Linked DNA regions of Homo sapiens: region 1 is linked to region 2. Evidence: read pairs that join two places in POLR2A ChIA-PET (ENCODE). Cell type or tissue: GM12878. All regions are shown on one strand. Each heading gives the region's core, and the rest is flanking DNA. Links, peaks and the distances in the headings are about the cores only.

Region 1 (7,963 bases), core at 1,182-6,181, 180 kb after region 2:
GAAGAAACAGAGATTTAGAGCAACTTGCCAAAATTACACAGTAGAAAGTGGGGAAGCTGGGATTTAAATCAAAACAGATTGGCTCGAGAGTCCACTCTCTAAGTACCATGTACACTGTTCTGCCTGTGAATGGAGGTAGTTTAGTAGAGGAACAGATCTTTTATGGTCATAAAACCAGTTATGGCCAGGCGCGGTGGCTCACGCCTGTAATCCCAGCACTTTGGGAGGCTGAGGCAGGCAGATCACCTGAGGTCAGGAGTTTGAGACCAGCCTGACCAACATGGAGAAACCCCGTTTCTAAAAATATAAAATTAGCCAGGCGTGGTGGTGCATGTTTGTAATGCCAGCTGCTCGGGAAGCTGAGGCAGGAGAATTGCTTGAACCTGGGAGGTGGAGGTTGCCGTGAGCCAATATTGCATCATTGCACTCCAGCCTGGGCAACAAGAGCGAAACTCCGAAACTCTGTCTCAAAAAAAAAAAACAAAACAAAACAAAATAAAACAAAACAAAACAGTTACCTCTCAACTTTTGACATTTCCTACCAGAGGAATATACTTTTTGTTACGTGTTGTTGTATATTTTGCATTGCCTAGCAACATTTCTTACCTAGCTATCATAAGTGGGCAATTCTTTTGGGTGTCTAAATAAAGTGTTCTTATTGCAGCAGGTATTTACATGCCTGCATTTCTTAGGAGTTGTCTTATTCTCCTAATGTGAATTTGGCCTTATGTGCAAAAGGAAAGAGAGATGGGGCCAGTAGAGAATAGCGACACAGGAAAAGAGCAGAGTCTTTGTGCAGGTTCTCAGTGGGTGTATGATAGTAGAGCCAGTTAAGATTATGATCCATAAACATTTCCTTTTTTTTTTTTTCCACATTTATGTCGTTAATGTGGAGTTCTTTAAGACAGTATACTACTTCATTTAAAGCTGAATGAAGGCTAGGAAATACGCAATTCATTATTATTTCTAAAGAAATGAGAAGAAATAATACTGGGAAAAAAATGATGTCCCAGACTAAGAAGAATTTGAGAGAGCACTCAGCATTTTCCCAGGTTATCTTGTGTGCATTTAATTTAGTGCCCCCTCTCTTCCTGATTATGAGCTGAAGTAGAGTTACAAGGTAAAAACTATCCATATGCAGGCCATAAAGGAAATCTCAATAAATCGCCAAGGATTGAAAGCGTGCAGTATATGTCACCTGACCATGTGGAAGTAAAGTGGAACTCAATAAGAGATCACTAAAAAGAATCTCAGACCTTTGGAAATTAAGCAACATACTTTTTGGTATTTTGTAAATATTTGAAAAGATTAACAAAATGAATAAACTTCAAGATAGACTGATTGAGAATAAAAGAGAAAACAGATTACCAATGTCAGGAATGAAAAAGGAGGTATCACTACAGATCCTAATTAACCAATGGGTTGAAGAAGAAATCACAATGGAAAGTAGAAAATATTTTGAATAGAATGATAATGAAAAGATGCAACTCAAACTTGTAACCTATAACTAAAGCAGTTCTTGGAATCATTTTAAACAAATTATTAGTAAAGAAAATTAAAAACCAGTGTTCTAAATTTGTATTTTAAGAAGCTAGAAAAAGAAAAGCAAATCAAATTCAAAATGACTGAAATAATAAATACAAGAACAGAAATCAATGAAATAGAAAACAAACAATAGAGAAAAACCAACAAAAATTTTCGAAGAACTAAAAAAATTTGTTCTTTGAAAAGATGGATAAATTTGATAAACCCCTCATGAGACTGATGAAGAATAAAAGAAAGAAAACAAATTACCAATATTGTTAATAAAAGAGGACATTCCTATTGATCCTGCAGATATTTAAGCAATTGTAAGAGGATGTTTTGAATAACATACATATGAACAAATTTCCTGAAAAACTAAAATTTAGATAACCATTATTTGAAATTTATGTGTAGAACATTTATTACTAAGGTTGGAAATATTTTAATTCTGCCTTTACCACTATGTTCTTGTCTATTATTTAATAGTAAGTTGCTGTCATAAATGTACTATAAGGATCCCAATATGCTCAAGTCCCAGTGTTGTTTTCTCGTAGGCTTGTTATGCTGCCTCCGCGATTGGATATCTGACAAGCAGGTAAACTAAAATTTGTTTCACTTCAATTACTTTAATATTTTGGGGTAGAACTATTACGTCTTTCAGCTGAAGGATGAGTTCATTTGGAAAGATTATAGAAAAATATATTAAATAACAAAGGATAAAAAACATTTAAAACTCTCTGAGGACCACATCAAAAGAATAATGATACCAGAAGTGTTTCAGAGTGGAACACATTGCCATTTTGTAGAGTGAATCACTGGTGATCAGATAGTGAGTTGATGTATGATACCTTGTCTTGGATCTCACAACTACCCCAGCACACTTAATACAAAAATGCTTGGTTCAAAATGTGACTGTTGAGAGCTGTTCCACACGTTCTGATTTTTTAGTGTGTATCCATGTTACCTAACTACCACCCCCTTTTTATTATTAAAAATTAATACATTTTTAAAATGTCCATTTTGGAAAACTTGGAAAATATAGAAAGCACAAAGAAGAAAATGAAAATCGACTAGGCACGGTGGGTCACGCCTGTAATCCCAGCACTTTGGGAGGCTGAGGCAGGTGGATCACCTGAGGTCAGGAGTTTGAGACCAGCTTGGCCAACATGGTGAAACACCATCTCTACTAAAAATACAAAAATCACCCTGGTGTGGTGGCATGCGTCTGTAATCCCAGCTACTCGGGAGGCTGAGGCAGGAGAATCGGCTTGAACCCAGGAGGCGGAGGTTGCAGTGAGCTGAGATTGCGCCACTGCACTCCAGCCTGGGTGATAGAGTGAGACTCCGTCTCAAAAAAAAAAAAAAAAAAAAAAAGGAAAAAAGATGAAGAAAATCACCTATGATCTCAGAACTGTTAAGAATTGGTCATTTTCTTCCAGTTTTTTCCCTTATCTATGTATTTTTTAAGCAGAATTTGGACTCTCACAGGAATGTGTATCATACTTTTTTCACATATGTTAGTTTTAATACATTTTTTTATTTCCAAAAATGAAACTAGTAATTCAGTTGCTAAGAAATGCAAACTAATAAGATTCTCAAAGTCTAGACCTCACCAGAATAGTTTTTTTTCTGTGATAAGGAACTTGTGAATTTGAACCTGAAAAAAATAGGCCATCAAGTAACACTATTGTCACTGTTTTCTGCCGCTTTATTTACATATGACAAATATTTTAATCTTTTCATTTAGCTTGGAAAGCATTTAAATTATAGTTATTAATTAATGCCTTAATGTAAAAAATGCTAGAACAATGATTAAGAGAATGGTTAAAAGTTCATACTTTTTTTTTTTTGAGATGGAGTCTTGCACTGTTATCTGGGCTGGACAGTGCAGTGGTGCAATCTCGGCTCAGTGGAACCTCTGCCTCCTGGGTTCAAGCGATCCTCATGCCTCAGCTTCCCCAGTAGCTGGGATTACAGGCATGCACCACCACACCCAGCTAATTTTTGTATTTTAGTAGAGATGGGGTTTCACTATGTTGGCCAGGATGGTCTCTGTCTCTTGACCTCATGATCTGCTGGCCTTGGCCTCCCAAAGGGCTGGGATTACAGGCGTGAGCCACCATGCCCGGCCGAAAAGTTCATATTTAAAACATTTTTGCTGTTTGAATGAACTTCTGGAGCTGCACTGGCAAGTATAGTAGCCACGAGCCGTATGACTTGTTTACATTTAAATTAATTAAAATTAAATAACATTTAAATCATAGTTTATCAGTTTGTAGTAGCCACATTTCAAGTGCTCAGTAACCATGTCAGTAGTGGCTACCGTATCATACTGCAAATGCAGAACATTTCTATTACTATACAAAGTTCTGTTGGATAGTACTGTTCTAGAAGTTTAGTTTACTTGGTGGTAATTACTTATTTTCAAGTCTGTCTTAAACAGAAATTTTTAAGAAATTATTTTATAAGTGTAAAATGGTGAACTGAATTATATTGAGATACCTTTTTCCCGAGTGGTTTAAGCTTAGAAAGTCACACTGAAGGGTAAAACATTCAAGTTCAATATTTATTTATTTGGAGTCTCACTCTGTCGTCTCCATGCTGGAGTGCAGTGGCACCATCTCGGCTCACTGCAAACTCCACCTCCCAGGTTCCAGCGATTCTCCTGCCTCAGCCTCCCAAGTAGCTGGCACTACAGGTGTGCACCACCATACTCAGCTAGTTTTTATATTTTTTAGAGACAGGGTTTCATCATGTTGCCCAGGCTGGTCTTGAACTCCTAGACTCAAGTGATCCATCTGCCTCAGCCTCTCAAGATGCTGGGATTACAGACGTCAGCCACCGTGCTCAGCCTCAAATTCAGTTTTAAAAGATTTTGGGGACCAGGCGCGGTGGCTCATGCCTGTAATCCCAGCACTTTGGGAGGCCGAGGCGGGTGGATCACCTGAGGCCAGGAGTTGGAGACAAGCCTGGCCAAACATGGTGAAACCCCGTCTCTACTAAAAATACAAAAATTAGCCGGGTGTGGTGGCACATGCCTGTAATCCCAGCTACTTGGGAGGCTGAGGCAGGAGAATCACTTGAATCCGGGAGGCGGAGGTTGCAGTGAGCCGAGATCACACCATTGCACTGCAGCCTGGGGAACAAGAACGAGACTTCGTCTCAAAAAAAAAAAAAAAAAAGACAAAAAAAAAAACACAAAACATTTTGGGCAGAGCACTGCATTCAGAATTACTTTCCTATCAAAGATCAGTCGACGTTATATTTATTTGTTAAGAAATGAAAAAAAAACCTTTTTTCATACAAAAATGAACTCAGCAGTCAAAAATTTGCTTCTGTATACCATTAACTTGATTTAGTCCAGATGTAGTCCAGATCAAAATAAGTGGTTAGAGACATAAGGTGTGAAAATGATAGGTACCTTATTTCTCACAAGAAATCCGATATCTTTCTTTTTTTGGGCCAGGCATGCTGGCTTATGCCTGTAATCCCAGCACTTTGGGAGGCCAAGGCAGGCAGATTGCTTGAGCCCAGGAGTTCAAGACCAGCCTGGGCAACATGGTGAAACCCCATCTCTACCAAAAAAAAATACAAAAAATTAGCCGGGTGTGGTGGCATCTGCCTGTAGTCCCGGTTACTTGGGAGGCTGTGGTGGGAAGATCACCTGAGCTTAGGAGGTTGAGGCTGCAGTGAGCCCTGATCATGCCACTGCACTCCAGCCTGAGCAACAGAGTGAGATGCTATCTCAAAAAAAAAGTGTGTATATATATACACACACGCACATATATATGTGTGTATATATACACACATATATACGTATGTGTGTATGTGTGTATATATACATATATACGTATGTGTGTGTATATATACACACACATATATGTATATGTGTGTGTATATATACACTTTTTTTGAGATAGCATCTCACTCTTGCCCAGAGTATATATGTACATATGCGTACATGTGTATACACGCACACATGTGCGTACATGTGTATACACGCACACATGTGCGTACATGTGTATACACGCACACATGTGCGTACATGTGTATACACGCACACATGTGCGTACATGTGTATACACGCACACATGTGCGTACATGTGTATACACGCACACATGTGCGTACATGTGTATACACGCACACATGTGCGTACATGTGTATACACGCACACATGTGCGTACATGTGTATACACGCACACATGTGCGTACATGTGTATACACGCACACATGTGCGTACATGTGTATACACGCACACATGTGCGTACATGTGTATACACGCACACATGTGCGTACATGTGTATACACGCACACATGTGCGTACATGTGTATACACGCACACATGTGCGTACATGTGTATACACGCACACATGTGCGTACATGTGTATACACGCACACATGTGCGTACATGTGTATACACGCACACATGTGCGTACATGTGTATACATGTGTATATGTATACAAGTGTATATACAAGTGTATATGTATACAAGTGTATGTATACGTGTGTGTATGTATACGTGTGTGTATGTATACGTGTGTCTACATGCATACGTGTGTGTATACGTGTGTCTACATGTATACACGTGTGTGTATACGTGTGTCTGTATGTATACATATATATAGAGTATACTCTGGTGCCCAGAGTATATATACATATATGTATACATATATATACGTATGTATACATATACACGTATGTATACGTATATATGGATCCATATATACACGTATGTATACGTATATACGTATGTATACATATATACACGCATGTATACATATATACGTATGTATACATATATACATGCATGTATACGTATATACGTATGTATACATATATACACGTATGTATACGTATATAGTGTGTATATATACGTATATAGTGTGTGTATATATACGTATACGTATATACGTATATATACGTATATAGTGTGTGTATATATACGTATGTAGTGTGTGTATATATACGTATATAGTATATACTATAGGTATATAGTGTGTATATATATACACTATGTATATAGTGTGTGTATATATACACGTATATACGTATATATACACTATATACATATATAGTGTATACACTATATACGTATATGTGTGTATGTATATATATCGCGATATATATATATCGCCTTGTTTTTTAATTAAAAATATTCTAATAATTGTTTTATCAGTTATAGTAAAGACTTGTATGTCCTTCCTTTGAAGTCCAAGATTGCCATGTTTCACACTAAAGTGTTATGAATCAGTTGTTACATTTGACCTGATTTTAATAAATTCTGTTTTGCTTTTAGGCCAGGAGTCTGCCTTGTTGTTTCTGGCCCAGGTCTCATCCATGCCTTGGGCGGTATGGCAAATGCAAACATGAACTGCTGGTAATGACATTATTATTACTGAAAACATTTTCTTAAAAAGGTCACTGCAGGATTTTACTGAGTAGAGCTAATGCTGATCTAGGGTAGAAAGACTTGGAAAAAAAAAACCCCTTCAATTCTTAGAAACTGAAAGTAGAGTTAGTTACCGGGGAGGGAATGAGGAGGAGGAGGGGGAATAGGGAGATAGGTCAAAGGGTACAAAGTTTCAGTCAAGTACGATAAAGCCTGGAGATCTAATGTACAACATGAAAGCCATAGTTAATAATATTGTGTATTGTAAATTTGCAAAGAGAGTAAATTTTAGGTACTTTTACCAAAAAAAGTGACTATTTCTACAATATCTTAGGAAAAAAAGTAACATGAATATGTTAATTTGCTTGACTGTAGTAATCATTTCACTATATGTACATCAAAATATCATATGGTATACCTTAAATAGATATAACTTAAAAAAGAGTATTAGGAAGAAAATTCAAAGCACCAGTAATTTAGTTACTTAGAGATAAACACTTTCTTTTTTTGAGACGGAGTCTCTCTGTCGCCCAGGCTGGAGTGCAGTGGTGCAATCTTGGCACACCACAACCTCTGCCTCCCAGGTTCAAGTGATTCTCCTGCGTCAGCCTCCCAAGTAGCTGGGATTACAGGCCCCTGCCACCACGCCCGGCTAATTTTTGTATTTTTAGTAGAGAAGAGGTTTCACCATGCTGGCCAGGCTGGTCTCAAACTCCTGACCTCAGGTGATCCACCTGCCTTGGCTTCCCAAAGTGCTGGGATTACAGGCATGAGCCACCGCACCCAGCTGCCATAAACACTTTTAACATTTTAGAGTTCCTAATATGTGTGTGTATGTGTGAACGTATGTGTAGTTCTATTTACTTTAAGTGAAGAATTATTTTTTTAAAGATCCAAGCTCAGTGTGTAAAATGTGGCTAATTTTTCACCTTGTTTTGCATAGGTAGGAAGATATTTGAAATTCTTATATTCATTTAGTTTGCTTTATATATAAACTATTTAGTACTTATTCTCTGATCTTGCCCTTAACTCCGTCTCTGGCACTTTA
Region 2 (7,963 bases), core at 1,145-6,144:
TAGTAAATACTTGCTTGTTTAATTTGATAATATTTGGTATGTTGGTTTATTCACTTGTCTAGTAATATGTGCCAGTTACTATGCTGGTTCCTGTGAAGGCAAGTCCAATCATGCATAATTTCTTCTCCCTGCTTTTTAATGTTATTTCCTTATATCAGATTATCAGTTGTACCTGCATTCTCACCCTCTTCCTTTGCCTCGTCTTAAGCTTTCAGGCTGCAGTTTATGGTAGGCAGACTTTTAAGATGGTCCCCTGTATTATTTCTGGTATTGTAAGCATGATAGGGTATTGTATGAGTTTGTTCTCCCTCTGCTATGAAGAACTACCTGAGACTGGGTAATTTATTAAAAAAGAGGTTTAATTGACTCACAGTTCTGCATGGCTGTGGGGGCCTCAGGAAACTTACAATCATGGCAGAAGGCACCTCTTCACAGGGTGACAGGAGAGAGAATGACTGCCAGCAGGGCAAATGCTACATACTTATACAACCATCAGATCTCCTGAGACTCACTTATTATCATGAGAATAGCATGGGGGAACTGCCCCCCATGATTCATTTACCTCCACCTAGTCCCATCCTTGACACGTAGGGATTATTACAATTTAAGATTAAATTTGGGTAGGGATACAGAGCCAAACCATATCAGGTCTCATTCCTGATTAGTTTATGTCATCTGGCAGAGCACAAAGCTGACTCTAGGTAAGTGAGATTATCTAGATGGGTGTGCCCTAATCACATGAACTCTAAATCTGGGTCTAGAGTTAGGAACAAAGAGAGTAGGAGATTAGACGTATGAGAGGGATTTGATGTGAAGGATATTCTCTCTTGCTGGCTTTGAAGATGGAGGGAGCCATATGGTAAGAACTCAGGCATTCTCTGCTAGTGGAGGGTGACCTCTGGCTGACAACTGGGAAAGGAAAATGGAGGTCTTAGAAGGACAAAGAACTGACCATTTCCTGAATGAGCCAAAAAACAGATTTTTTTTCCTTTAGTCAGGTCTCTAGGTGAGAACACAGCCCATCAACACCTTGATTTCAACTTTGTGTAACCCTCAGCAGAGAACCCAGTCACACCATGCCTGAATTACTGCCCTTAAAACTGTGAACTAAAAGATTATTTGTTTTAAGCTGTTGCACTTTTTTAAAATAGCTACTATTTATCATACTCTGGGTATAAAAACAGGGAATAAACAAGATTCCTATCTCCAGAGTTAGAGCCATTGAACATGAAACAAGTCAATTAATATGATGATTGTTACAAGGGAGACGTTCAGAGTGCTATGGACACCTATTAGGCTGATGTAATACCAGCTGGGAGACCACGAAAGGAGCTCCAGAAAAAAGATACTTATGTATGATACGCATTTTTTATTGCTGCATAACAAATTACTAAGTGTTAGAAGCGAATGAATATAAAGAAAACATAGCCCCTGACTTCAGCAAGTTTATGATCTAAAGGTATTTGGTTATATTATGTGTGGGTATTGACGGGGCTAGGGCGGAGAGGGTGTGTGTGTGTGTGTGTGTGTGTGTGTGTGTGTGTGTGTGTGTGTGTGTGTGTAGTTTGGTTTTGGTGATGGGAGCAGTCAACTGTCCAGGTTGCCCCTCTGAAGTCACTGCTCTGACAGACCATAAACAGAAAACTGCAAATGATAACAAACTTACTATTTCATAAGAGAATACTACCATTCTCCATATTTCGGGTACACATGTGTTTTGTTTCGCCCTTTCTGTTTCAAGTTTATTGAAAAGAAGCCTGTTTAGCTTAATTGTACTTGGGCAGCTGACACTTGACTAGTTCAAAAGATAATAAACTCATCATTTAGAACACATGTGTCTTTGTATATGAGAAATAAATAACAGTTACAAATACTGTAGGTCAAGGTTTCATCATTGGTTTGGAAGATAAATATGTACAGTGAGGGTTTGGGGTTTTATTTACACAGAAACTAGATTACTTCCCCCACACCCTAAGATTGCGTTGCACAGATCTCTGGTAATAAAATTTCTACTTTTATTCCTGATTCCGTGTAGAACCAAATTGATGCTTTGGGGAGGGGGCATGGGTAGATAAAGGATAAGTAGTTTTTTCAGTTTTCAGGTGACTTTTTTCTTTTTTTTCTTTTTTTTTTTTTTTTTGAGACGGAGTCTCGCTCTGTCACCTAGGCTGGTACAGTGGCGCAATCTCAGCTCACTGCAAGCTCTACCTCCCAGGTTCATGCCATTCTCCTGCCTCAATCTCCCGAGTAGCTGGGGCTACAGATGCCCACTGCTAAGCCCAGCTAATTTTTTGTATTTTTGTAGAGATGGGGTTTCACCACGTTAACCAGGATGGTCTCGATCTCCTGACCTTGTGATCCACCCACCTCGGCCTCCCAAAGTGCTGGGATTACAGGTGTGAGCCTCTGCTCCTGGCCCAGGTGACTTTTTTTCATTTTGAACATTAGTTCAGGAGAACAAAACTTCCTAAACCAACAAAAGCAACGACTGTTCTTAGGCTGGAAATATCATTTCAGAGCTTTTGTTTTCTGTCAATTCTTTGATATATTTTACCTCTTAATTCAGATGTGTTTTAATTGATATTTTGGAAGAATGGTTACACTTTCATAACCAACTTTTTCCTCCTCCTTTTAACTTTTTTAAAATTAGGAAATATAATAAACTTATGTAAAACAAATGTACAATTTAATGAATATGTGAATGTCACCACGACCCAGATCAGAAAACAGAACATCATTAGCACCTCAGAAGTGCCCTTGTTGGTGACCACTTTATGATCAAAACTTTCCACCCCACCCCTCAGTGTTACCCGTAAATTTTTATAATAGTCTCTTCTGGTTTTCTTTATAATTTTGCCACCTACTTATTCTTCCCCAAGCAATATAATTTAGTTTTGCATATTTTGAATCAAATGGATCATACAGTATATTTTCTTCGAGTCTGGGTTCTTTTGTGCAATGCTATTTTGTTTTAAAAATTGACCTGATTCCACTGAATGCATCCAACACAGTTTATCCATTCTGCTATTGATGGATAATTGGGTTGTTTCACATTTTTTTTCTATTTTGAATGATGCAGCTATTTGTAAACTTGTCTTCTGATGCACATAAGCGTGCATTTCTATAGTATAAATACTTGGCTATACATATATTCAGCTTTACTTGATAATGTCATATTATTAAATAACTTAAACTTCCATGAGCACTGTGTGAGAATTCTTATTCATCCACATCTTTGGACCACATTCTTGGTTTTTGAAGTATGTAGTGTACGATATGGTAAAGTGTTTATTTGGACATAGTCCAGTTTCCTAGCATACAGCTTCTAAAAAACCCTTGTAATTTCTGGGGTGATAAGTGTCTTTTTTATGCTTATGAGGTGCTATCTGAGCTATTTGAGGCCCCTCAGATAGCTTAAAGATGAGGGCTTGTCACCTGAAAGACCAAAGCATGATTAGAGGGCTTGAACTTTTCAAGCCCCCCACCCCCCAGTCTCTGGAGAAAGAAGAGGGACTGAATGTTGAGTTGGTCACCAGTAGCCAGTTATTTAATCAGTCATGCTTATGTAATGAATCCTCTATAAAAGCCCAAAAGGACTGGGTTCAGGGATTTTCCAGTAGCTGAACATGTGGCAGTTCCTGGAGGGTGGTGCACCCAGAGAGGGAATGGAAGTTGCACGCCCTTCCGTGGAAGCTGTGTGCCTTATACGTCTCTTTCATCTGGCTGTTCATCTGTACCCTTTTTTGTGTTATTAATACATCAGTAAATATAAATAAAGTGTTCCCAGAATTATTTGAGCTCCTCTAGCAAACTAATCAAACCTGAGAAAGAGGTAGTGGGAACCTCAATTTATAGCCAGTTGGTGAGAAGTATAGGTGAAAACCTACTAGTAGGGACTGGCATCTGAAGTAAGGGGCAGTCTTTTGGGACTGAGCACTCACTTTGAGATCTGATGCTATCTTCAGGTAGATAGTGTCAGGATTAAATGGAATTAGAGTACACCCAGCTGGTGTCCTCCGGGGAATTGCTTTATGAGGAAACAACCTCCACACATCAAGTATCAGTTTTGTATTGAGTGGTGTGTGAGTAGAAGGGGAAAAACTGATTTTTCCTCCTACATAGTTGTATGTTGTTATTTTAGCTTGCTTTTTTATGACAGTTTCAGGCACATTTTATATGTTAATTAAGCATGCATATAGCCAGCCTCTTTTATGAAGTACCTGTTAAATCTCCTGGGCCGGGCACAGTGGCTCACGCCTGTAATCCCACCACTTTGGGAGGCCAAGGTGGGTGGATCATTTGAGGTCAGGAGTTCAAGACCAGCCTGGCCAACATGGTGAAACTCCATCTCTACTAAAGATACAAAAGTTAGCCAGGCGTGGTGGTGGGCACCTGTAGTCCCAGCTACTGGGGAGGCTGAGGCAGGAGAATCGCTTGAATCCTGGAGGCAGAGGTTGCAGTGAGCCGAGATTGTGCTGCTGCACTCCAGCCTGGGCAACAGAGTGAGACTCTGTCTGAAAAATAAATACATACATACATAAATAAATCTCCTGCCTACTTTTCTTTTGAGTTGTCTCTTATTAATTTGCAGCGGGTCTTTTTATATTCTGGATATGAGCCCTTTTTGACTTGCGTGTGTTGCAGATATCTTCTCCCATTCAAACTTGTCTTTTCAGAATTCTTTATGGTATAATTAAACATGAGGTCTTAATTTTTTATGCCTTGTTTTTCAGTTTTTTAAAAATAGTTAATGCTTTTGATATCTTGTTTCAGAAGTCTTTCCCTAACTTGAGTTGTAAAGATAATATTCCATATTCATATATGAGTGCTTTTAACATTTTGCTGCTTACATTTAGTTTTATAATATATTTGCAGTTAAATTATACATATAATGTGAGGTAGTGTTTGGGTTTGGTTTTTGTTTTCATTCTTTTCCAAATAGGTACCACATTGTCCCAGCATAATTTAAATGCCCATATTTTGTTGGGTGGTTTTCTTATTTTTGAGTTTTGAGAGTTCTTTATATATTCCGAATTCAAGTTCTCTGTCAGATCTGTGATTTGCAAGTATTTTTTCCCAGTGCATGCTTTGTCTTTTTATCCTCTTAACTATGTCTTTCTCAGTACAAAAGTCTCATTTTGATGAAGTTTAATTCATTAACTTCATGGATTTTGCTTTTGGTATTGCATCTAAGAGCTCTTTACACAACCCACAATTTTCTAAGTTTAATAATTTTAGATTTGGGAAATAGGTCTATGATTCCTTTTAAGTTAATATTCATATTAGGTGTTAGGTATAGATGGAGGTTAATTTTGTGGCATGTGATTATCCAGGACTATTTGTTGAAAAGATTATTTCTACATTGACTTGCCTTTGTACTTTAGTCAAAAATCAATCATATTTGTGTGGGTTTATTTCTAGACTCTGCTCTGGTCATGTCTGCCTTTTTTCTCATACCACCCTCCCTTGATTACTTCACTTTTATAGTAATTATTGCAGTCAAACAGCGTGAGGCCCCCAACTTTGCTGTTCCTCCTAAATTGTTTCTGCCTTTTTAGTTTGTCTTTCTACGTAAATTTTAGCTTTTTAATATCTACAAGAAATCCTGTGAGGATTTTTATTGTGATTGCATTGAATCTATAGATCAAATTGAGGAAAACTGGCATTTTAGCAATAGTGAGTCTTCCAATTCATGAACATGGTCTCTCATCATTTACTTAGGTGTTCTTTGATTTTTTTCTTGCGTGTTTCATAGTTTTCAGCATACAAATCTTGAAATTTTTTTTTTCTTTTTTGACATGGAGTCTTACTCTGTTGCCCAGGCAGGAGTGCAGTCTTGGCTCACTGCAACCTCCATGTCCTGGGTTCAAGCAATTCTCCTGCCTCAGCTTCTCAAGTAACTGGGATTACAGGCGCACACCACCACACCCAGCTAATTTTTGTATTTTTAGTAGAGGCAGGGTTTTGCCATGTTGGCCAGGCTGGTCTTGAATTCTTGACCTCAGGTGATCCGCCCACCTTAGCCTCCCATAGTACTGGGTTTACAGGAGTGAGCCACTGCATCTGGCCCAAATCTTGCAAATTTTTATTAGATTTATGCTTAAGCATTTATTTTCCTTCTTTCTCTTTTTACCTTTTGATGCTATTCTAAATGATACCTTTTTTTTAGTATAACTTTCACTTATTAATTGCTAGTAAGAAATATAGTTGGTTTTGTATATTGACCTTGCATTCAACAACTTTTCTAAACTTAGTCTAGGAATTTTTTTTTTTTTTAGATTCCTTGGGATTTTCTTTATAAATAATATGCCATCTATGACTAGAGATACTTTTCTTTCTTCCCTCTCAATTGATAAGATTTTTTGCTTTTCCTTATTTTACTGACAAGTACTTGGGTAGGAGTGGTGAGAGTAGACATTTTTGCCTCATTCCTATCTCAGAAAAAAACATTCACTCTTTCACCATTAAATTACCTGTCAGCTGTAGATTTTTGTTGTACCCTTTATCGGATTAAGAAAGTTCCCCTCTAAGTTTGCTGAGAGTTTTAAAAATTATGAGCTAGCTGGGCGTGGTTGTATGTGCCTGTAATCTCAGCTACTCAGGAGGCTGAGGCAGGAGAATCGCTTGAACCCGGGAGGTGGAGGTTGCAGTGAGCCGAGATCGCGCCACTGCACGCTAGCCTGGGCAACAGAGGGAGACTCTGCCTCAAAAATAAATGAATAAATAAATAATTTTTTTAAAAATCATGAGTACATGTTGGATTTTGTTAAATGCGATGATTATATGACCTTTCTTTTTATTAGTCTGCTAATATGTTGAATTACACCAGTTGGTTTTAGTTGAATGATACTTGTGATCCCAGAATAAACTCCAGTTGGTCGTGATGTAGTACCCTTTTCAAATATTGCTGAATTCAATTTGCTGATATTTAGTTGAAGATATTTATGTCTCTGTTGATGGGGGATATTCATCTCTGGGTTTTTTTGTTTTTTGTAATTGTCTGGTTTTGGTATCAGGATGATAATGTTGGCTTCATCTTTTTATGTTTTGGGGATTTTATTGATAATCCCCTCTTAGTTATGATACAGACTATTTTTTCCTTTGATCATTCTGACTTGAAGATTACTAATTATATTGATCTTTTCAAAGAATCAGCTTTTGAGTTCACTGATACTCTGTTTTTGTTTTGTTTTCATCTTTATCATTTTCATCCTTCTGCTTTTTTTGCTGGTTATTTTGCCCTTTTTTCTAGTTTAAGTGAAAGCTTAAATTATTGATTTAAGACCTTCTTTTCTGATACAAACATTTAATATATAAATTGCTCTCTATTGCTTTAACTTTATCCCCCAAATTTTAATGTGTTGTATTCATTTTCATTCCATTCAAAATACTTTTCTAATGTTCTTGGAGACTTCCTCTTTACATGGGTTATTTAGAAGTAGTTTTCTACATTTATTCTACTTTACTACTGAAATATGCTTTGAATCCCAAATACTTGGCAATTTTCAAATTGTCAGGTTATCTTTCTGTTATTTATTTCCAATTTAATTTTGTTATGGCCAAAGAACATACTTAGTATGATTTTGCTTTATTTTAATGTGTTAAGGTTTGGTTTTGGCTCAGAATATGGTTTATCTAAATGTTTCAAGTGCTTTTGAAAATAAATGATATCGTTTGGATGTTTGTCCCCTCCAAATCTCATGTTGAAATGTGATCTTCAATCTTGGAGGTGGAGCCTAATGGGAAATGTTTGGATCATGGGGGCAGATCCTTTATAAATGGATTGGTGCCTTCCCAGCAGTAAATGTGAGTGAGTTCTAGCTCTCCTACTTCATGCAACAGCTGGTTGTTTAAAGAGCTTGGCACCCCCTCTTCTCTCTCTTGATCACTCTCTTCACCTTGTGACACCCCTGCTCTCCTTTTGCCTTCTACCACCATTGTAAGCTTCCTGAGGCCCTCATCA

The links. ChIA-PET counts read pairs that join two places held together with the same protein. Peaks named below come from ENCODE experiments on the same cell type or tissue, not always from the same donor. Only the 100,000 strongest peaks of a DNase experiment are listed, where the experiment ranks them.
Region 1: POLR2A ChIA-PET joins it to region 2 with 8 read pairs; 3 of 35 experiments call an interaction of 5 or more read pairs at or near these places.

What each region holds. Positions count from the first base shown.
Region 1 is chr3:15,590,540-15,598,502 of GRCh38, reverse strand. It overlaps HACL1 (2-hydroxyacyl-CoA lyase 1), which reads left to right. Exons shown (of 17, transcript NM_012260.4): 3 at 2,079-2,119; 4 at 6,823-6,903. Among named protein-coding and RNA genes, the nearest start is that of HACL1, 7.0 kb to the left of the region's middle. In GM12878, for the core only: no CTCF peak of the experiment used is centred there; no DNase peak of the experiment used is centred there.
Region 2 is chr3:15,771,449-15,779,411 of GRCh38, reverse strand. The region is part of intron 2 of ANKRD28 (ankyrin repeat domain 28); the gene reads left to right. Among named protein-coding and RNA genes, the nearest start is that of ANKRD28, 23 kb to the left of the region's middle. In GM12878, for the core only: a CTCF peak has its summit at 4,015; a DNase peak (open chromatin) is centred at 4,031; H3K27ac peaks cover 1,251 bases.